2 separate regions of the Mus musculus genome follow, and region 2 is linked to region 1. A link is a loop called in an ENCODE intact Hi-C map of the cell type or tissue named here. Cell type or tissue: heart. All regions are shown on one strand. Each heading gives the region's core, and the rest is flanking DNA. Links, peaks and the distances in the headings are about the cores only. Region 1 overlaps Tmtc1 (transmembrane and tetratricopeptide repeat containing 1). Region 2 overlaps Tmtc1 (transmembrane and tetratricopeptide repeat containing 1).

Region 1 (10,978 bases), core at 1,354-9,353:
TCTCTAGTAGAATTTTTAGGGTCACTTATATATACTATCATATCATCTGCAAAAAGTGATATTTTGACTTCTTCTTTTCCAATTTGTATCCCCTTGATCTCCTTTTGTTGTCAAATTGCTCTGGCTAGGACTTGGCTAAGATCAAAAATTCAGGTGACAGCAGATGCTGGGGAGGATGTGGAGAAAGAGGAACACTCCTCCATTGTTGGTGGGATTGCAAGCTTGTACAACCACTCTGGAAATCAGTCTGGGCATATATCCAGAATATGTTCCAACTAGTAAGAAAGACACATGCTCCACTATGTTCATAGCAGCCTTATTTATAATAGCCAGAAGCTGGAAAGAACCCAGATGCCCCTCAACAGAGGGATGGATACAAAAAATGTGGTACATTTACACAATGGAGTAATACTCAGCTATTAAAAAGAATGAATTTATGAAATTCCTAGGCAAATGGTTGGACCTGGAGGGCATCATCCTGAGTGAGGTAACCCAATCACAAAAGAACTCACACAATATGTACTCACTGATAAGTGGATATTAGCCCAGAAATTTAGAATATCCAAGATATAAGATACAATTTGCAAAACACATGAAACTCAAGAACGAAGACCAAAGTGTGGACACTTTGCCCCTTCTTAGAATTGGGAACAAAACACCCATGGAAGGAGTTACAGAGACAAAGTTTGGAGCTGAGACAAAAGGATGGACCATCTAGAGACTGCCATATCCAGGGATCCATCCCATAATCAGCCTCCAAACGCTGACATCATTGCATACACTAGCAAGAGTTTGCTGAAAGGACCCTGATATAGCTGTCTCTTGTGAGACTAGGCCGGGGCCTAGCAAACACAGAAGTGGATGCTCATAGTCAGCTATTGAATGGATCACAGGGTCCCCAATGGAGGAGCTAGAGAAAGTACCCAAGGAGCTAAAGGGATCTGCAACCCTATAGGTGGAACCACATTATGAACTAAACAGTACCCCGGAGCTCTTGACTCTAGTTGCATATGAATCAAAAGATGGCCTAGTTGGCCATCACTGGAAAGAGAGGCCCATTGTACATGCAAACTTTATATGCCTCAGTACAGGGAGGGGAACGCCAGGGCCAAAAAGTGGGAGTGGGTGGGTAGGGGAGTGTGGGGGGGAGGGTATGGGGGACTTTTGGGATAGCATTGGAAATGTAAATGAGGAAAATACCTAATAAAAATTAAAAAAATAAGTGGATATTCTTGGCTATGTGCAATTTATTTCTGAATATTGCCTTGTGTGAACGTCACATCAGCTCTCTGCGTGCACCACCAACTTTTTCCAGCATCTTGTCTTTTTGCACTCTAACACTGCCTTCTGCACATGTGGCCAGCCTACCTTCCTTCCTGACTCTGCTCGCCAACTGTCCCAAAATGTCCTCTCTGTTTGTCTCCCTCCTCTCTGGGTTCTCCCTCATCTCATTCCCACCAAACCCTTCCAAGTGTCTGCCCTCTCTCCCCCTGTTTTTGATCTGCCACAGATGCACATGTTCTCCTTCTCCACATACAAGCAAGGCCTCTGAGGCTGAGCACTGGAAGGTCTCATGATTGCCTCCTCACAAGGGACATGGAATGCACTGCGTTGCGACACTTGGAAGCAGCACAAGATGCCTTTGCTCAATGAATATTGCCCAAGACTGGTTCCCCTGTCAGGCTGTCGCCTGGTACTGTGGGACACATTAGAGGGTGAATGGACTGGAGCCCCGACCTTCTCCTGAGGGGCACAGAACACAAATGGGTAATTACCAAGTGTAATGACAACTGGAGTGGAACAGCGCAGGTCAGCGTAAGGAGGATGTAATAAGCTGATCTGATCTCTGGGGACAGAGCTGCCTTAGCACTGTGTCCTGCCCGATAAGGACTTCATAAATAAAGGAGTGAACACAGCTGAGGAGTAAGACATTAGGTTGACTCATACCAACCGACTGCATGTTATTAAGGAAATACACATGAACAGTAGAGAGGGAAGGAAAGTTATAAACCGACTGAAAGCCACAGGAATGATTTGGATGAAATTCACTTCAGAAATCATACAAACAAATTCCTAACTACCAAATAACCTCTGAGAACAGTGCCAATGTGGCCCAGCACCACCATCTGCCATGCTATCAGCACCACCACTTAAACCAGTACCAGCATCACTAGCTACACTAGCATCAACAACAACATCAACAGTACTACCACCAATAACAATGCTGATACCACTCTCACCACTGCCATCACCAACTATGGAACAGCAGCAGCGACCACTGCCTACCTGTTCCCACAGGTGTTATGCACCACTCCTTAGAAGCTCCTGGACTCTGAGTAAGGGCTTTCAGTTTGAAGGCATTTTTACCCATGATGCCCACTTTTAGACAGAACTCAGTGCCCTTCAGCAAACACAGCACTGTTGCACACAGTCTGTAGGTGCTATGGAGAACATTCTAAGTGTTGGCATCAGTACATTCCAAACCTATGACATCCCATAGGCAACAGCTCAACCTGCAGATCAGTTGCCAACACAATAGGCACCATGCTCCCAGCATTCACTTGGGTCACCTCCCCCCAACCCTAACCTTTACTTGTGTAACGTCCTTTTCCATATAAATAAGGCGAACACCCCTTCCTCACTCTCTCTTTCCCCTCTTCTCTCTCTCTCTCTCTCTCTCTCTCTCTCTCTCTCTCTCTCTCTCTCTCTCTCTCTCTGCTACTACTTTCTCTCTCCCTTCCAATCAAACCTCTTCCATGTGGAACTGCTTTGGCCTAGTGTGCTGTTGAGATTCGACCTGCCATTCTAACACATTACTAAGGACAAGAGTGTCCACGTGAGAAGCACAGATAGAAGCATGCATGGTGTTCCCCTAGGCTCTCCGACAGACCCAACATGAGGCACAAGGTACCTGTTCCTTTGCAGCAACCAAGAGGCCAGACTGTGGAACTTTGTGACTAAAATCAGCATCCTAAACAAAGGCTGTCAACAATGCCACGTCCAGGCATTTGCCTCAGCTCATGTCCTAAGACATGAAGTGATTCTGTTAGCTTACTCTTGCCATAAATAAGACAGTGTTGCTTCTGCCCACACCATGCCCTTCAAACATGACCTACTAGAGAAAAAGAAATCACTGAGAAAGAATCAAAGGGTCAAAACTAGAAACAAGGAAAAATGTTAGCTAATTTCTTTTTATTTTATGTGTATAATACTTTGCCTGCATCTATATATGTGCAGTGCATGCATGTCCAGTGCCTCTGAACTCCAAGAGAGAGCATCAGACACCCTAGAACTGGAGTTATAGATGGGAGTGAACCACCATCTGAGTGCTGGGAATCAAATTGGGGTCCTCTGCAAGGGCAGCAAGTATTTTTAACTGCTGAGATGTCTCTCCAGCCAAGGGAGGAAGAAAAAAAAATCAATGCTGGTTTTTTTTCTTTGTCATAAACATCATAAAGTAAAAATTTTACCCTAACTACAACACACACACAAAATGCAAACATGGAGAAAGCAAGAGTTCAGTGTAGTGGAGATGTTTAAATACTGGAGAAAGGGACAGAGCAGTTGTGAGATGAGTGTTGTGGTCAGACCACTGGAACTCACATCCAGATGCCACCAACTCTTGATTTACTGGACATTCATTCTCTCAGCCTCATTTTTTTGTTCTGTAAAATGGGACTACTAAAACACTCATAGAAACATTTCAAGGTTGTATATATTTTAGTAAAATAACATGAGTTTTATCTTTTATCTCTATTATTTCAGGGGGAGGGAAAACTAGAGAGTAGATCTCACTCCGTAGCCAACACTGGTCTCAAACTCTTGCCCCAGCCTCTGAGGTATTGCAGGACTGAGCCTCCACCCCCAGGTCAAGATAATCCATATAAAAAAAACTTTCCTGAAATATCTGGAACCCTCAGAAGTGGAAAAAACAATGTAGGCAGTGTGGTAGAAAGAAAAAAAATCAAGGAAGAAAAGGTCCTCACATAAGACACAAGAAAGAGTATAAAAATACATCTCCATTAGAGGAATAAATTATAATTTCTAGAAGCAAACATATTCATGACCTAGGGATATAGCTCACTGGTAGAGACTCTGCCTGCTGAGAAGGTAAATAAGGATTTGGGTTCAAGTCTCTGTACCAAAAATAACAACAATTTTAATGTACAAATGCATCTAGATTTTTTTTTTTTGGCAGCCTTAAGGACTGAGCATAAATGCCTTGCAAGTGCCTTGCAAATGCTCTGCCACTGAGGAACACTTGGGGCTGTTTACTATCACTTTACCTTAAGGCAAGGGTCCTCTAAGTTGTCCAGGCTGGCCTGGAACATATGTTCTTCCTCCTTCACTCTCCCCTCACAGAAGCTAGGATGACAGGAATGTACAACAAGACCCTGCCCAGATGGAAAGTTGTCAACAAAAAATTTCAAATGGTTTTTCAAAAGAAAGAGAACAAAAATGGACGGGGAATCCCGGTAAACCTCTGCTTCCCAGAGCTTTTCTGTCTCCACCCATCCTTTACTGAAGGAATTGGGTGTACACGGTACTATGACCACTCAGCTGGAAGACACTTCCCCAGATGTGCAACTGCTCCAGCCACAGCAACTTCCCTGCTACGAAACACTGTACCCTCAAACTGTGAACCAACACTAACTAAACACTTTTCTTATCTGTGTGCAGAACTCCAGTCTCCTTATTACAGAGAAGAAAATCACATTGAAGGACTGTACACAACACCCTCATGTTAAATGCTAAAAGGACACTGTTCTGGGTTATCTACCTTACTAACCTTGCTACTAGACAGGTCTCTCTCCATCTCTAGCATAAGGAATTCAGAGCCTGTCCTGTTCATGAGTGTGCTTCCCGATCTCCACCCAATTCCCATTGTGTCACCAGCAGCTGACACAAAGCCAGCTGGCTTCCAACTGAACCACTTTAAACCCAGCCTGCACCACATTGCCAAGGTCTACAGGAAACCTCCAGGCCTGCAAAAACAGCCATCCCTGTAAGCCCCTGGCTCCTGGAACTCCCACTGCCAGCCAAACAGTCTACACCCATCAGTCTGTGGCTGGTCTCTCTCTGCAGTCACCAAACAACGTTCCTATTCCAGGGCTCTCTCAGGAGCCATGAGACATAAACCAGAAGGTGCAGAGAGACCAATGTGTATCACCGACTTCTGTGACCTCCAGCATCTTTTGTGTCACTTACCTGAGCCTTATGGGGGTTATTTTTAGGGAAATACTTAGAAAAGTTACTAGTTTTTCAAAGGTTAAAGGGGGGGGGGGCGGGGAGGGTATATTCAGGAGTGTTACAAGACTCTAAAGGGATTAATGGGTTATTAAAGCAAAAGGCTCTCTATTAAGTTCAAACTGGGCATAAGGGCACCAAGTGCTGAGGGCACCACCTTCTGTGTTCTCATGCCAAAACCAAGGACTTCCACTGTCTGACTAGGACACTAGGGCCACTGGCAAATATGGACGTTATGTGGTGACTATGGCCTTATGAGAAAGCTTGCGTCCTCAAAAAGGAACGTTGCCTCACTGCCCAGTCCTCAGAGCAGGACCACTCCAAACTGGCCAGACTCCCCTGTGACCCTTCCTCTCCCCTTCTTTCTCTCCCCTTCCTGTTCTCCCTCCTCCTCTTCCTCCTCCTCTCCCTCCTTTTTCCTCTCTCTGTCTCTCTCTGTCTCTCTCTGTCTCTCTCTTTCTTTCTCTCATTTACTCAGTGTCCTACTTTTCCAGCATATACATACAACTGGCCACTTTCCAAAAGTCCATTTTTCTTGCTGGAAAATCTAAATCTTAGCACTATACATAATACTGTAAGCTGTTTCCCTACGACTGCCAGCTTCATTGCTCATTTAGAGAAAGTGGAGATTATGGATATCCACATTTGAAAAGCCACAGTTGGTACAGCTTGTCTTGCCCAAAAGTCACACGCCTCAGATGTAGTCCCTCGTGCTGTCGAATTGAGATGTGGGGATGAATGAGAGGTATGTGAAGCATAGAATGGCCCCTCCGTGGTACTCTGATGCCACCATGAGACCATCTCTCTCTGTGTGGCTCTCTGGATACACAACAAACCATTACTTCCCTCTGGAGGGCTGAGTGTAGGGTGTCGTGTGGAAGCAGAGAGACAGGAACCTAACCTGATAAGTTCTTCCTTTTTGAATTTCCCAGCCTCCAGATCTCTGAGAGAATACGCTGATGTGCTTTATAAATTACCTTGTCTGTAGTATTGTGTCCTACTGACACAAAATGGAAACACTCTTCTGATAGTGTTTCTAACAAAAGCAATGTGTTGTTTAATGATGTGACTAGTTCAGCTTATACCTAAAGCAGAGGACCCAAGTCCTGAGTACTGACTTAGTTTCTTTTACTGCTGCTGTGATAAAATAGTGTAACAAAAGCAGCTTAAAAGAAAAGGGTTTTGTTTGGGGTTTAGCTCAAAGCTCCAGGTGACAGTTTATCATGGTGGGGAAGGCACAGCATAGGAGCTTGAAGCCACCAGTCACATGATATCCATAGTCAGAAACAGACACATGCCTAGTGCTCAGTTCACTTTCTCCATTTTATATAAACCAGGATCCCCTTCTAGGCAATGGTGTCACCGACAGTGGTTGGGTTGTCCTGCCTCAATAAACCTATCAGAAATAATCTCCAGCAGTCATGCCCACAGGCCCATTTCCAAGGCGATTCTAATTTCTGTTAAGTTGACAATTTATAATAATGATCACAGGACTTAATAATTTTGTTTTTATTGCCTCCCTCAGGATATAAGGGGAAAGAGTGTTTCATCTTCAGGACCCACAAGGTAGAAAAGAAAACCATTCTCAAAACATGTCCTCTAATCTCACAGGTATACCGTAGTGTGTAGTGTGTGTGTGTGTGTGTGTGTGTGTGTGTAAGCATGTATGTGCACACGTGTACACATATATATAAAATAAGAAAGAAACTGAGACAAGGAGACAAGAGACAGAGAGAGGAATCACTCAAGTGCAGTAGTTTCCAGCTGAATTCTTTGAATAAAAGCAAACCAAGCTTAAATGGTACTGCTCTCTGACAGATCATTAAATGATCTCAAAGAAGAAGATCAGTAAGTGACTTTCTTGGCACATAGCCCAAAAGGAATTCAAAGGTTTTTTTTTTTAATTCTCTCATCTATTTACTTATATAAAAATATTTCTTGTTGTAAGCATTTAAATGAAAAATCTGGATAGCCATAATTGAAACCAGATTCATCCCAACACTAAATAGTGTTCACCACTGACACATGAACTGATTTTTATTATGTATTTGTCTTATAAGAAAACACATCAGTGGCTGTTCACCTTCAATAATCATAGCTAGAATTAAAAAAAAAACTGTACTTGTTACAATGTAGCTATTCTCAGTGTATCACACACACAACCTCTTAACAGTTAAGTCAGGTTCATATTACTTTTAATCTCCATTTTAGGAGCAACTATACCTAAAGCTTGGCTTTGAACTATTTATTTCAGCTCCTGAATCTGTACAATATGACCTCAATACATTTCAACAAACAATAGTACTGTTTTTAAAGTTGTTTATTCAAAAAGGTCCATAATTAATATGGCAATGATTTATTAATTATTGCCCCCAAACATGGCAATTCTAAAAATTGTACTAATTTATTTCCAGATTTTATTTTACTTATTTTATTTTATTTTGAGACAGGATCTCACTATATAGCTTAGGCTGGCCTTGAACCTGAACCAGCCTTTCTCTGACTTGCTGTTTCCAGACAAGTCTAGATGATGACAGATCTGATATGGCCAAGCTTGATCCAATGATGAACTTGAGGTCTGTGACTGAGTGTGGAAGACAGGTACCTGGAGGCACACAAGTATCTTCTGCTGGGGTTGTTATTCCTCTGCCTCCTAATACCACATGGTCTCCTCTACCATGCCAGCTGACACACCTGAGGCCTCTGAAACCATGAGCCAAACAGACTTCCCTGCTTGAAACTGTTTCCTCCTGTGTTTGCCACAGTGATGAGAAGCCTCATCTAGCACACCATTACATCCACAAGTACGTGACAAGCACACAGAAAAGAGCCTAGGAGAATCCACAAGGACAGGAAAGGCAGACATGTCTGAGATCTCTAATGAACATCAGAGACCACTGTGCAGATTCATTTTCAGATTACAGAGTCCTCAGAATGGTACTTTTTCTCTTAAGATATACACCCTTGGTTAAAAAAGCTACTCAGCTGTAATTCTAAAAAGAAGGAGTCTCAGCCCCCATACTTCCTGCAGTTAAAGGGCAGAAAGATGGGAGATTCCTTCCCTAGCAATGTTGCATATGAACCCTCCTGAGACTTCCAAACAAGCAAATAAAACATAAGGGGACTACGAGAGAAACTGCTGAGCAAAAACATGGTGGTCCTTCTAGCTCATGGCCTTGCAGGCACTGAAACCCAGGAACACAGCACAAGGACCACCCAAGGTGGCAGTCAGAAAGATTCTCCTGTCCCTGACAGTTAGCTGGCATTGGAATCATTGTCAGGGCCCTGTGAGGAAGTGTCACTGTTCTAAGCATTGATGTTGGCTAGGAGAGAAATAAACCTTTTGAGAATTTATAAGCACACTGTCCAGGACAGGTTTTACTATTGCAATCCATACTACTGTGTTCTTTCTACAAAACACTTCATGTACATCTGAGTTACTCCTGGGTGTTACATTATCCCCAGGGAAAAGACATGCACAGAGATCACGCAGCCCAGACATCTAAGCATCCACACCAGGCCCACAGACAGATGAGCTCAGCGCTAAGAAACAAACCCAAAGGAGACAGCAGACCAAGAATCTACAGATTAAAAACAAACAGACAGGCAGCAGAACCAGTTCCACAAATGAAGGATTTACAGAGTTAAAACAAACAGAGGGCAGAATCAGACCCACAAATTAGACCAGAATTATCTAAAACACAAAGACAAACTGTCAAATTTTACCAATTCTAAAACGCCACCAACTTTCCAATGTGCCATGTTCCTACTTATAAGGAAAAAAAATCTGGAATTACAGTTGGAAGCTGCACCCCAATTTCAGAGAAGCCAAGATGTGGGGAAGAAATGACAGGCAGTTAGTTTGTAAGCTGGTTTGTGTATGATGCAGATTTGCCAAATGCTGGGAAATCTCCATGGAGTCTTTCTAGATCTGAGCACTGGTCATAATTCTTACAAAGCAGAGGGGCAAGACTGAAGCTATATTTATTGAACATGGAGGATATGGAGCAGGGCTGAGGCCATGGTAATGTACCACACTGCCAAAATGTTTGGACCCACTTGTTGATCTTGCGGGAAAGCAATGATATGACCCCAACCTCATAGTTTAAACATTCCACAACTTAGATCCAAACACTTTCTCCTCATATCTTTAAAAGTTATCCAAGTCCCAGGCATGGAATCAGAGGCAGGAGGATCTCTATGAGTTCAGTCAACCCAAGGGACCTGGTGAGACCCTGTCTTAAAAAAAAAAAAATAAGTCTAGACCATAATCCATGGGCCAGATTGGTGGGCCTCTTTGTAGGACATTTATCGTGTGTTTCTCCAGTAAACATGGCACCAGGCAAGCCAGTATGTGTGCTTGTATATATAATTAATATTCTCCCTCTCTATTATGTTTAAAGAATTGACAAAAAAGTATGAAAAGAAAAAAGTCTAAGTAGATCTGAATTAAAAACAACAAAGTCTTTCAAGAATAACTAATAAAAATAAGGGGTGTGCAAGTAAAGTATAAAATCCACAGACAGAATTATGGACAGCACAAAGACAGACGGTGAGGGAACTGATAGAGTCACCTGGGACATAAAAACAACAGACAAAGAGATTGACTATGAAAGCGGATAAGTAGGGATAGAGGAAAACGAGAAAGTCAGTACATTTAGCAGGAGACCCAGACGGGAAAGGGAGACACACTGAAGCAAAACAGAACTGAATTTCCAGATGGGAAAGCGCCCAGTCCCCAAGGTTGTGACTCTTAACACACCCCAAGCACAATGAGCAAAAGAAACCTACACACATCTAACCTTTGAAGATGAACATACGCAAAGACCAGAAACCAAAACAAGGCCTTAAAAAGGAGCCAGGGATAGGCTAGAAAGATGGCTCAGTCAGTAGAATGGTTAGCCTGCAGTCCTGAGGACATAAGTTCTGATCCCAGTACCTGCATAGAAAACTAAGCATGACCATACAGCATGAAGAGCAGGCAGCACTGCTGGGCTTTCCATCTGCCACCCCAGTTCTGGGCTTAGGGAGAGACCCTGTCATAAGGGAATAAGGCACGGAAAGATAGAGCAAGAGATACCCAGGATCCTTCTCTGGCCTCCATGTGTGTGCAGGTGCACACACACGCACACACGCACACACACACACCACTATCTTACGTACAGAAAAAAACATAACCTAGTCTGTGTACACAGACAACAAACATATAAAGGAAGGCTGCAAAAATGCTGCCTATGACAGGAAAACCCGGGAATTCAATTTTCTTTCCGCTGTTCTTGATAACAGGTGACAGATATGCTCTGCAGTCTATATAGCGTCACACAGAGAAGTATAGAGAATTATAGTGATGTGCTGCGAAGCACATCACTCCCACTACTGTGATGTTGCAGGGAGGGTACCATGGGAGAAGGGCATTCAATGCAGTAAAAGAAAAAAAATCCAATTTTTAAATTTCTACTCAAAATTCAACTTTATGGGGAAAAGGTACATAAAAATGAAACTAGTATCGTTCAGGCTGCCTTACTACAAACAATCTAAAATTCAGTATGAAAACTCTCTGCCAAGTCCTTAATGCAGCTATGTCTTGTTCTGAATTATCAGATCATCATGTAATAAAGGCAGAATTGAGGAACACCAGTGAATAATCATGTTTATAAAATGCTGTACCAGATAAATGTGCCACAAGCTATATAACTTATTTCTTGTTCAAAATTAATTATGCATTCTAAAG
Region 2 (10,978 bases), core at 1,207-9,206, 130 kb before region 1:
TGTGGCACTCACACGCACATGCCCATGTACACACAGATACACACACACAGGCACGCACATGCCCACACATGCATATGTACATACGAATGTACACGTAGATGCATACACACATACATGTCTCCCCCCACATATTCATACACACATATATGCACACCAATGCACAAATACACATACGTTTTAAAAAACAAAACAAAACGAAATTTGCATCTTTACCTACAAGCCCCTATCATGGGTGGAAAGGAACTTACAAGGTCTCCTCTCTTCTTGAGGAGCTAATGTCAGTTAATGGTTGCTGGGGAAGGAAGATACTTCCTCCTCATTGGTATAGCTTATTTAAAATAAGAAAGTCTACATAAAAAGTGCACTTATATATTTAAAAAACCTTCCAATGCAAAAGGACAGTGGCATTAGCTGAGATATTTATTACATTTTATTATTTTGGTTGTGGGAACAGAAATCACAGCCTCACGTGTGCTACTGAGGGAGATCCTGGCCCTATTAATTTAAATCTTTATAGATCTCTTTAATGTTTGACCATTATTCATATTCATACCAGCTTTCCCGACAGTGGTATTTAAGTGGTTTCTTTCATTGTTAGTTGAAGTATGAAGAAAATTAGACCTGACAAGATGAAAAGCAGAAAGGGGCTGTCATTTAGTCAGCACTACTGTGGAAGACGCTCAGAGCACTGTCCAAGGCAAGGTGTATTGACTGTACAGGCAGCGTACAGTGGAGCATCCTAACAACAGGAAACAGTCTCTGACACAGCCACAGGTCTATACCCCACCCAGAAGTGTGTTTGCTCTAAGCAATAAAACAAGGCAGCCGTAAAGTAACCGTTCACTAGTGGGACACTGGGAAGCTCTAGATGTGTGTCTGTGGCAGTCTTGGGGAGCAGAGGACTCATGGATTGACACTCTGGGAAGCTGACCAGTCTGACATCCCGTGGCTTTATAACCTCCTGCAGACTACTCAAGACAGAGCAGCTCCAAAGCTGAAGCTGCCCAGCAGGCCTGCTTCCTGTCTCTTCACTTTCACCACTGTTATTTTCTTTACCAAACAGTAAACGATCAACTTCAAGAGATCACAAGACATTTATGAGAAATATTCTATCAATATTTGATGTCTCATTTTCTTTCACATCCAACTGAAATGAATCAACTAGCTTGGCGTTCTTCCTCCCTGAGGAAACATTTGGCATTTTCTAGTGCTGCATGCCTTTGTCTCTCAGCAGAGTGTGAGCTCTCTCTCTGTGTGTGTGTGTGTGTGTGTGTGTGTGTGTGTATGTCTGTGTGTGGTAATGGAGTAAAAGAGAAATGGCTGCTTCAAAGAGGAAAGCCAGACAGAGAAACAATGAAGAGGACACGGTGATTGGGAAGGAACAGCAGAAGGACCATGGGTATGGGGAGTAAAGTGTTAACCAAGATGGGAGAGGGAGTACGGTCAGGGGAAAGGTCAGGGGAAGGGGGAAAGGTTGGGAAAGGGCTGAGAATAGATTAAGCAGAAGTAAGGACAATGAGAAAGTCTTATGACCCACTAATATGCAAAATAATTTCAAAATCTGATTTTTTTAAAAAGGAGTTCAAATGGAGGTGCCATTTATGAGTTGGCAAAACAGCTCCAGAAAACTGTGGTAAAAATCATGAGATATGTCCCTAAGCGTCAGTTGATAGTCCACCCCTAACTGAGCAACAGTCGGCAGCTGATAGCTCTGGGGGAAGGAAAATCTTTCCTCTAGGGAGACTGCTGCTTTGGTGGATGGGGGCCCACCCCCTGCCCCTACACTGACTGAACTCAGTGGGTTGTTTAAGGAAAAAAGAAGAAGGCATGAAGAAGGGATGTGTTAGGGGAAACGGTGGGATGGTAGGGAGGAGAAAATGAAGAATGAATATGATCATATTACATTGTATACATGTATAAAATTCTCAAGGGTAAATTAAATAATACACACACACACAAAGGAATATACACAGAGCATGCCTCTACAGGAGTGACACAGGGGACCAGGAGAGAGGAGACCTGCAAGTGTAAATACCTCAAGTGTCCGATTCCAGCTTTCCCTATCCCATTTACCCCATCCTCTACTTTTGCAGGTGTGAGACATATGGTCTACTCCTGGCCGGAAACATTTTCCCCTCAGTCTTCATGCATTAGCTTACAGGAGCTGGCACAACCTTAACCACATTGGCTCACATCCCCAGACATCCCCCTTGATGCAGAGTGCTCTTCACACTGCTGCAGGGCATTCAGACTCCCTGCTCCAACATTCCCTTTCCACGACTAGGTTCCAAGAAGACAAGACACAGGACTTGCTACTTGAGGAATCTCTGGTGCTTAATAGGATTTGTATGCTCAGTTACCAGGAGCTAAATAACTAAATCAATACGTTCTTATATTAGGGTTCATTCCAAGTTGACTTAGCTGTGAGCGTGGACTGTGACTGAACCAATTCATGACAGACTCCATCCCTCTTACTAACTCACATGTTAGATCTTTCACTCTGGTATTAAATAAAAACACATCCCAAAATATATGAAAGGAAAATATTTTATAGCTGTTTTTATATTAATTGAGTTTTTCAGTAGGTTATAAACCTGATGTTAGCAATAATTTTCAGTGGCCATGTTAATCCCAAAGACAGGAGGAGAAAGACCATTGACAGGAATCATCATGGCAAAATTAACTGAATCAAGCAATTCACTCTAGCAAGCTTTTTATTTGTGTACATGGGCTGCCTCCCCCTAAGGTGGGGTTCAAGAGGTCAGCATTGGCTGTGAGAAAGACAAGGTTTTTATAGTTCAGGGGTAGGGGGCTTCCAAGTAGGGATTTGGCAGGGTTACGGGAGCAGAGTGCAAAAACAGACATTAGTCCTAGTGACCTCCTGAAACAAAGACATGCTTGCAAGGTGGACATAACAATAGGCAGTCATAGGTGGTCAGATAACCTTTTGAAACAAAGGTAGAGTTGCAGGATAATTATAAACAACTTTTTGAAACATAGATGGATTGCCTGCAGTTCCTGGAATAGGTAGTTCAGAACCATTTGTAGTTAAGGTTGGTTATAGCCCAATCCTTGAGAAACAGAGGTTTAATCATTAATTAGGAATGAACCTAATTTGTCTTTACCATACAAAGGCTTTTAAGCCTAAGATGGAGGCAGGTGGTTCTTCAGTCTGCATCATAAACAGTATTAATTTCATTTCCTTATTACTATTGTGATGCAAAATTATGTTCTCTGTGGTAAGGGGTAGATGGCTACAAGTTCCTGTGGGCTCAGGACCATTTACAACCCTGTCTGAGAAGCTCAGCGTCTACCTGTGAATGCTCGTGGAGATCGGGGGAAAGCAAGGCAACAGGCAGGCCGTTGCCACCCCAGACTCTCCTGGCATCAGATTTTTCTACCCTTCTGCTGTGTGTATAAAGGAGTACTCACATTCTCCAGTGCCCCTAACAGCTCAGTCATAAGCTTCCAGTGTTTTGTTTAGATTTGATTTGTTTTGCTTTGTTTTTCTCAAGTTCTGTCCACCTTGTTTTTGAGACCAGAGGTTCCTCTGTCTGGAAGCTGAGACTCACAGATCTAAGCTGGCTGGCCAGTGAGCCTCAGAAATACCTCTCTAGTGCTGGAATTACAAGCACCTAAGAATTCTGAGGCAGAATGACTTTATTTCTAGACATTCCACTGAGTAGGGGATACATGTCATTTCTCTGATTTTAACACATCACCCATATCCTTGTGTAATAAGAGAAAAAGCTGATCTCATTTTCTGCCTGAGTTTGCTTTTCTCTGGCTTTTCCATAGTAGAAGTGGCTCCCTGACCTGAAGAGGTCAGGCTGGGCCTCTGTTTCTTTGAGACTCTTAGGTTTCTACTCTCAAATGCTGGGATTATAGGCCTAAGCCACCATTCCCCATCGCCATTAGAATTTTCTTCTCTTTTCTTTCTAAAACATAAACAAATAATTGAAAGTGATTGTTCCCAAATTTCCCCCACTGAAATAGCTAGCTGGAAAGGGTAATCAATAGTTTGAATGGCAGAAGTCAGGACTAAAAAAGTCCTAGAAAATCAGAAATTTCAGGTAGAGACAAAGAACTTTGGTAGAAACATATCATTCTGTGTAACTTAAAAGTGGTTTTATGGGACTTGCAATAAAAGGAGGCCTCAGCTTGCCACTGAGCAGCTCTGTTAACAGCCAGACCTCAGAAGCAAGCCCAGAGCAGCTAAGACAGAAGCTTCGTGCAGGACAGGCTCCCAAGGTGTTGATATGCTAGTGAAGCAGCCCCAAGCTGTGAGCCCTGAGCAAAGCTACTGCCCAGTGAAACTATGCAAACATTGTAACTTTAGAGATTGTCTCTAGGATTGCACTGCCTACCCCAGAGACACAGCTTTTCTAGTCTGTGTGTTGAAACCCATCAGCAAGAGGCTTTAAGACTGTGCATGGCCTTGCCTTTAGTGACCATTGCACTCCCAGACTCCTGGGCTCACACAGGCCTATTTGTCAGTCCTATTTACTATTCTATGCTCTCAAGGACTTCCTGGACCTTTATCACTGTTCCCAGTCTGTCAAAGCTGAGGACTTAACTGTAGGCATGGGTAGAGCCTGAAAGCTTATAAAGTATCCTTACAAGAGAGGGTTTCCCAGTGGAACTCTACAGCAGCATTCTTTGTCTGATCAATTGTTCCTGGCTTGGTGAGATATCTGTTTAATCTTCATATTAGCACAATAGTATAATAAATGTTTATGTGAATAAGCCAAACATATTAAACCAACCATATTCAAAAGGCATCCAATTGCCAAGTGCCTCACGGCCCATATGCCATGCTCTCTGCAAACTTAAAAATAAATGTACATCCTTTCACACAGCTTTCGGAAACTTGACTGCACATGGGAGATTTTATTCTGTCATTGCTTCCAGTGTGACACTAGTCCTCAACCACAATCAGCATGTGTGTAGGCTGTGTGTGTGGCAGATCGTAGCTCTGCTCAGGGAGAGTGTGCAGGCTGACTGAGGTTTAAGAATATCACTTCCATATTTTCTGGGGTTTGAAAGTCTAAGATGCTGTTAGAGGTAACAGTGGAAAGGGGTTGCTTCAAAGTCTGTCAAGTCCAAGGGTTTTCCTCAACTCCTGTTTGCTACATTGTGTATCAGAAACCTTGTTTTATCCCAAAAGAATTTCAGAGGTTAAGATAAGATGTGTAGACTCAGAGAAGGGAGGGGCCCTGAGTTCAGCCCAACAGCTGTCCTATCTCTTGTGTGAAAACCAATTGCCTTAAGGGTAGAAGAACCCTTCAGACTTTTCAGTGAGATTCTAGGATCCTAAAGCATTTCACAATAACCTTCCCTCTAGAGTAGGAAAGCAGCTAAAGGAAGTGCATTTTGTCAGAAAAGATGAAGGTCTTCTGTGTAATTTGTATTCACAGCGGTTGAGCTCCAACTGTAAGAAATTCAATAATTTTTTATATCAGTTTGCTATGTTTCCACAGAAAATAACTTAATCAGGAAATCATTTCAAATATCCTATCTGAAACTCCTGAAATTCAGCTAAGGAAAAAAAAATATGTATATATATACACATACACACACACACACACACACACACACACACACACACATATATATGTTATCCTTTAGAAAATTTTGCCTGAAAAAATGCCTTTGTTTCATTGAACAATCAAACAACAAATGGCCACTTGGTTAAGGTCTGCCTACTGTGTTAGTGATGTGATGGTCCTGGGTCCTAATATGAATGTCAAGGTCAGTGAACATCTGGACCACTTTAAAGTGGTATCTTTAACTGAACTCAGAGTTCATCAATTTAGAAAACGAAAACAGCAGAAACTTTGGAATATCCACTAAAGACCATTACTTTTCACAGTATTAACACACAAATGGTTTATCTGTATATAAACAATGACACTAATTAGAGTGGAGCCAGACAGCAGTAGGGATATATCCAAGACCATGCTTTCCCTAAAGAAATCTGTCATTAGAGGAAGATAAGTCTGAAACACTAAAAATCAATGTTTTGTTTTAATATTTTTAATGTGATGTGGTGTAGGTGTGTATGTATATGTGTGTGTGCATGTGTGTTCACACTTGCATGAACTCATGTGTAAGTACATGCATTTGTGGTATACATGCATGTGTGTGTGTGTGTGTACATTTGTTAAGGGCATGGATAGGGGGGCTTGAGGTTGACAGTGAGAGTCTTCCTTGATAGTGCCCCACTTTATGTATTAAGGAAGTTTTTCTCAACTGAACCCGACCTGAGAATCCCCTGTCTCTGCTTCCCAAGTGCTGGGATTACTGGTAGGAATCATGCCTACTTCACTTTTTATGTGGAGTCTGTGGATCTGAATTCCAGTCTTTAAGTTTTCTCAGCAAGCACCTTCCCTACTCAGCTATCTTCCTGGCCCACATGGTTTAGATTTCATTTCAGGATAGTAACCCAAGAAATGAAAATACACGACATATATAAACATGATACAATTTGTATGCTGATGTCATGGCTTGAGGGTGAAATGTCTCTTTCAGGCCATTTGGTTCCCAGCTGTGTTGCTGGTTTGCAAACAGAATCTCTAGGATGTGGGTTCTAGGTAGAGGAAGTGGGTCACTGGAAGCAAATCTTGAGATTTATAGCTGGGCCTCCTTCCTGTCTGCTTTCTGGACCAGTGAGATGTGAATAGACAGTGGTCAAATATTCCCACCACAGAACCACCTGCCATCATGACTTTTCCTCCATGACAAACTGTACCAACAAATGGTGAGCAGATAACCCCCTCCTCCCTGAGCTGCGTTTGTGGGGTTCATGTTCACAGCAACAGGCAAAATGCTAAACACAGAGATCTCTGGAAATATAATTCAACGCAGAATGGAAAAGTGAACAAGGTTTGGACAGGAATTGGAAACTGAATTGTTTTATAAGGAAGAAGGGATTTAGAAAGAAAGAAAAGATGATCCTGAAAAAGGTGAAGTGTATAAAGAGGTATCAGTTCATCAAGAGATCCCAAGACAACACTTGGGTATCACTTGTAGATATAACTGAACATTGCTTGAAGTTGTGGTGTTTTTTCTTTAAGAGCAGTAATTCAGTGTCTACTGCCTGCTTAGGGAGCTGGAAGAAAAGATCTGAGCTGGAAACTATTTGTACAATCAACACACACACCTCATTGTTGATAATGAAATCAAGGCAGGAACATGAACTGAATATGAATTAAGAAAAAGGCAAATGTAGAGGTAAGAACAGCACAAGAGAGAAGCAGACAGTGCAGTCCAGATGGCCACCAGTTGAGGTGAGATGAAAAGGGGAGACAGAATTGACCTTCCTAGAAAATACAAGATCTTCATGTACCAGATTAAGAAGAAAATAAAAACTAAATGTAATTTAGGAGAAACATGCAGTCTTTCCAAGACTGAAGCACAGATCTCCCACTCTCAAGATCTGCCACGTCATAAAAACTCAATGAATGGAGTAAGAGATGATTGCTATGACCTCACAGCTGCTTCTCACACTAGACCCCAGGGTAGGGCAGGGCAGGGCAGGGCAGGGCAGGGCAGGGCATCACAATAAGGCACAACTCAATGAGAGGACTGAAGTGGGGACTGCACACTCTCCAAGTTTATTTACTCACACATCTGGAATCTACTAACTGCATACAGCCTGGCAGGTGTGAGACTACTACAATAATTACAATAAATGCCCTTACAGAGTCAAACATTCTGGAGGTGGATGAAAGAGCATTAGCCCACCGAGCTATGTTAGATAACATAAAGCTGTAGGAAATAAATACACAGGAGGACAAAGTGATGGGAGACATGACAGAAAGTAGACAAAGGGTCAACACGGTACTGTGTAGGCGGCGACTGCACGGCAGGAGGGAAGACGGATCTGGGTAGAGATGTGTGGTGGTTGAAGAAAATGCCTGCACAATGAGGTGCCTGACATACCTAGGTCAGAGGCAGAGGCAGGGTGTGTCTCTCTGAGAGATGAAGGGGTCAGGGTGAAGAGAAAACGTGATCCCGGGGGATGCAGGCTGTCTTTTCCCTGTGAGCCAAAAGTTGTCAAGGACTGAAAGCATACATCATGGAGGATCACCTTAATTAATTAAACACTGTAAAAAGTCAACATTCAAGGAAGTCATCTATTCCAGATAGGCTTTCTGACTACAGCCTATCTACACTGTTTAGAGAACACCGTGCCTCTCTATCTGCAGGTGCAACAAACCTCAGATCAAAAATAGTCAAGAAAGAGGCTGAGAACACGGTTCAGGGGTAAGCCTTATAAGCTTATATGTACGTCTTGTGTGCCTGAATCTGAATCTCTAGTTTCACACATGGACATGTGTGTCTAACCTCAGTGATCTGGGCAAAGACAGGCAGACCCCAGAAACTCACCAGCTAGCCAGTGTATCCAAGAGAGTAAACTTTGGTCCAGTGAGGGACGCTGACTCAAAAGAATAAGGCAGAAGGCAAAAGAGAAAGGTATTAGATATCTTTTTTTTTCTGGTACACATACACACACAAATAACACTCAGAAAATACTATGCCTATACTGAAGTTTCTTTTGTTTAGTCCCTAATTAATAAAGTATAGCAGCTATTTCTATAGCTAGTGTACACTGCACTAAGTTTAAGTAATTTAATGATGTGCGTAGGAGCTGTTTATCTATGATGTCATTTTATATCTGGGACCCACAAATCCACAGATGTTTATGTCTGAGGAACGGTCTAGAAATGGCTGTATTAAAACACAGTTTGTAACTTCTGTCAGTTGAATATTTATAGACTATTCTAATTTTGCTACTGGTTGGAACTTATAAAATGTTTAAAATGCAAATTGTAGCCTCAGTAACCAATGTGTGGGCCAAACCATTCCTTATGTTTAGCTAGCAGCTGCTCCAAGGCATCTCTCAGTTTGACTTTTAAAAGAGGACTGGCAATTGATTGACAGCAGAACCTACAGCTATCAGGGTCACTTTCATGTGTCAACAAAAGCAGAGCATCCGTTTATATAAGATAACTCATGTGCATTCCCCAGGGCAAGGGGCAGACAAACACAGCACACCCTGAAAATTGGTTTCAAGTCATTCAGACAAGTGAAAAGGAGACAGGGATTCAGAGCACAACTGCTCATGCCAGAGATGGTCTCCTGGGGGCCTGCCTTGCCATCTGTTCTTCCCTAGCAGGTTTTAAGATACAAAATCATCATAGCACAAGTAAACAGTAATAAAAACATGGAATGTGAGACCACACAGGAGTTCATTCTGGAAGGAATGCCAAAGCTCTGGCTAGAAAACCCCTGAACAAAAGGGAGCACTCGCTCCCCCACCCCCACTGCCTCTCAGAAGCAAGCAACATAGGAAGAGCAGAGCAGACTGGAGCTCACAAAGGGTTGAAGGTTAGCATATTTCTCTGTAATTTTTTAATTAAAAAGTTTTTAGAAACAATAGCAAATGTCATATATTATTCTTGACATACTTTGTCTCCAAATGACAGCAGACACATCACGGACAATAGTATCCTTCTGCCTTTGACGCCCCTCTCCTTGTACAGTGAGAAAATTGGGCTTCTAGTGTTGATCAAGAACAAACTGAGATTATACCTAGAGTTTGACAGGAGCTGCCAATTATTAGTTATGACAATTCTATAAAAACCTGTGATTAGAATTGTGTTTGCAGCCTTTGTCGTGCTGCCGCTCCCTAACGCCAGCCGCCTCTAGCTTGCCAAGCTCCAGAAGAAGGGGGTGGGGGTAAGTAAGGAGGTGTCCATAACAAGGTTCATACAAAGCAGACTGCCCACAAATCCACCCATGGTAAAGCACCCAGGAAACAACTGGCTACAAAAGCTGCTCACAAGAGTGCACCCTCTACTGGAGGGGTGAAGAAACCTCATAGTTACAGGCCTGGTTCTGTGGCACTCTGAAATCAGACTCTATCAGAAGTCCACTGAACTTCTGACTCACAAGCTCCCCTTTCAGCTTCTGGTGCAAGAAATTGCTCAGGACTTCAAAACAGATCTGTGCTTCCAGAGTGCAGCTATTGGTGCTTTGCAGGAGGCAAGTGATGCCTATCTGGTTGGTCTTTTTGAAGATACCAGCCTGTGGGTGGGCTATCCATGCCAAACGTGTAACAATTATGCCAAAAGATATCCAGCTAGCATACCGCATACACGAAGAACATGCTTAAGAGTCCACTATGAGGTGAAACATTTCATTCTCAAAAAATTTTTTTAATATCTCTTAATATCAATGGACTCAATTCCCCAATAAAAAGATATAGACTAACAGACTGGTCATGAAAACAGGACCCAACATTTTGCTGCATACAGGAAACCCACCTCAGTGACAAAGACAGACACTACCTCAGAGTAAAAGGCTGGAAAACAATTTTCCAAGCAAATGGTCCCAAGAAAAAAGCTGGAGTAGCCACTCTGATATCGAACAAAATCGACTTTCTACCTAAAGTTATCAAAAAAGATAAGGAGGGACATTTCATACGTATCAAAGGTAAAATTTACCAAGAGGAACTCTCAGTTCTGAACATCTATGTGCCAAATGCAAGGACATCCACATTCATTAAAGAAACTTTAGTAAAGCTCAAAGCACACATTGCACTGCACACAATAATAGTGGGAGACTTCAACACCCCACTCTCATCAATGGACAGATCCTGGAAACAGAAACTAAACAGAGACACAGTGAAACTAGCAGAAGTTATGGAACAAATTAATTTAACTGATACTATAGAACATTTTATCCTAAAACAAAAGGATATACCTTTTTCTCAGCACCTCATAGTACGTTCTACAAAATTGACCATATAATTGGTCACAAAACAGGCCTCATCAGATACAAAAATATTGAAATAATCCCATGCATCCTATCAGATCACCATGGACTAAGGATGATCTTCAATAACAACATAAATAATAGAAAACCCACATACACGTGGAAGCTGAACAACACTCTACTCAATGATAACTCG

What was found. Hi-C counts contacts between places; a loop is a spot of excess contacts. Peaks named below come from ENCODE experiments on the same cell type or tissue, not always from the same donor. Only the 100,000 strongest peaks of a DNase experiment are listed, where the experiment ranks them.
Region 2: it touches region 1 in a loop (2.0-fold over the local background); 4 of 42 quality-filtered maps call a loop at or near these places.

The regions. Positions count from the first base shown.
Region 1 is chr6:148,379,733-148,390,710 of GRCm38, forward strand. All of the region lies in intron 5 of Tmtc1 (transmembrane and tetratricopeptide repeat containing 1), which reads right to left. Among named protein-coding and RNA genes, the nearest start is that of Tmtc1, 59 kb to the right of the region's middle. In heart, for the core only: no CTCF peak of the experiment used is centred there; DNase peaks (open chromatin) are centred at 1,619, 4,589 and 4,899.
Region 2 is chr6:148,251,374-148,262,351 of GRCm38, forward strand. The region is part of intron 13 of Tmtc1 (transmembrane and tetratricopeptide repeat containing 1); the gene reads right to left. The region is part of intron 1 of Gm52483 (a long non-coding RNA gene); the gene reads left to right. Among named protein-coding and RNA genes, the nearest start is that of Gm52483, 11 kb to the left of the region's middle. In heart, for the core only: no CTCF peak of the experiment used is centred there; no DNase peak of the experiment used is centred there.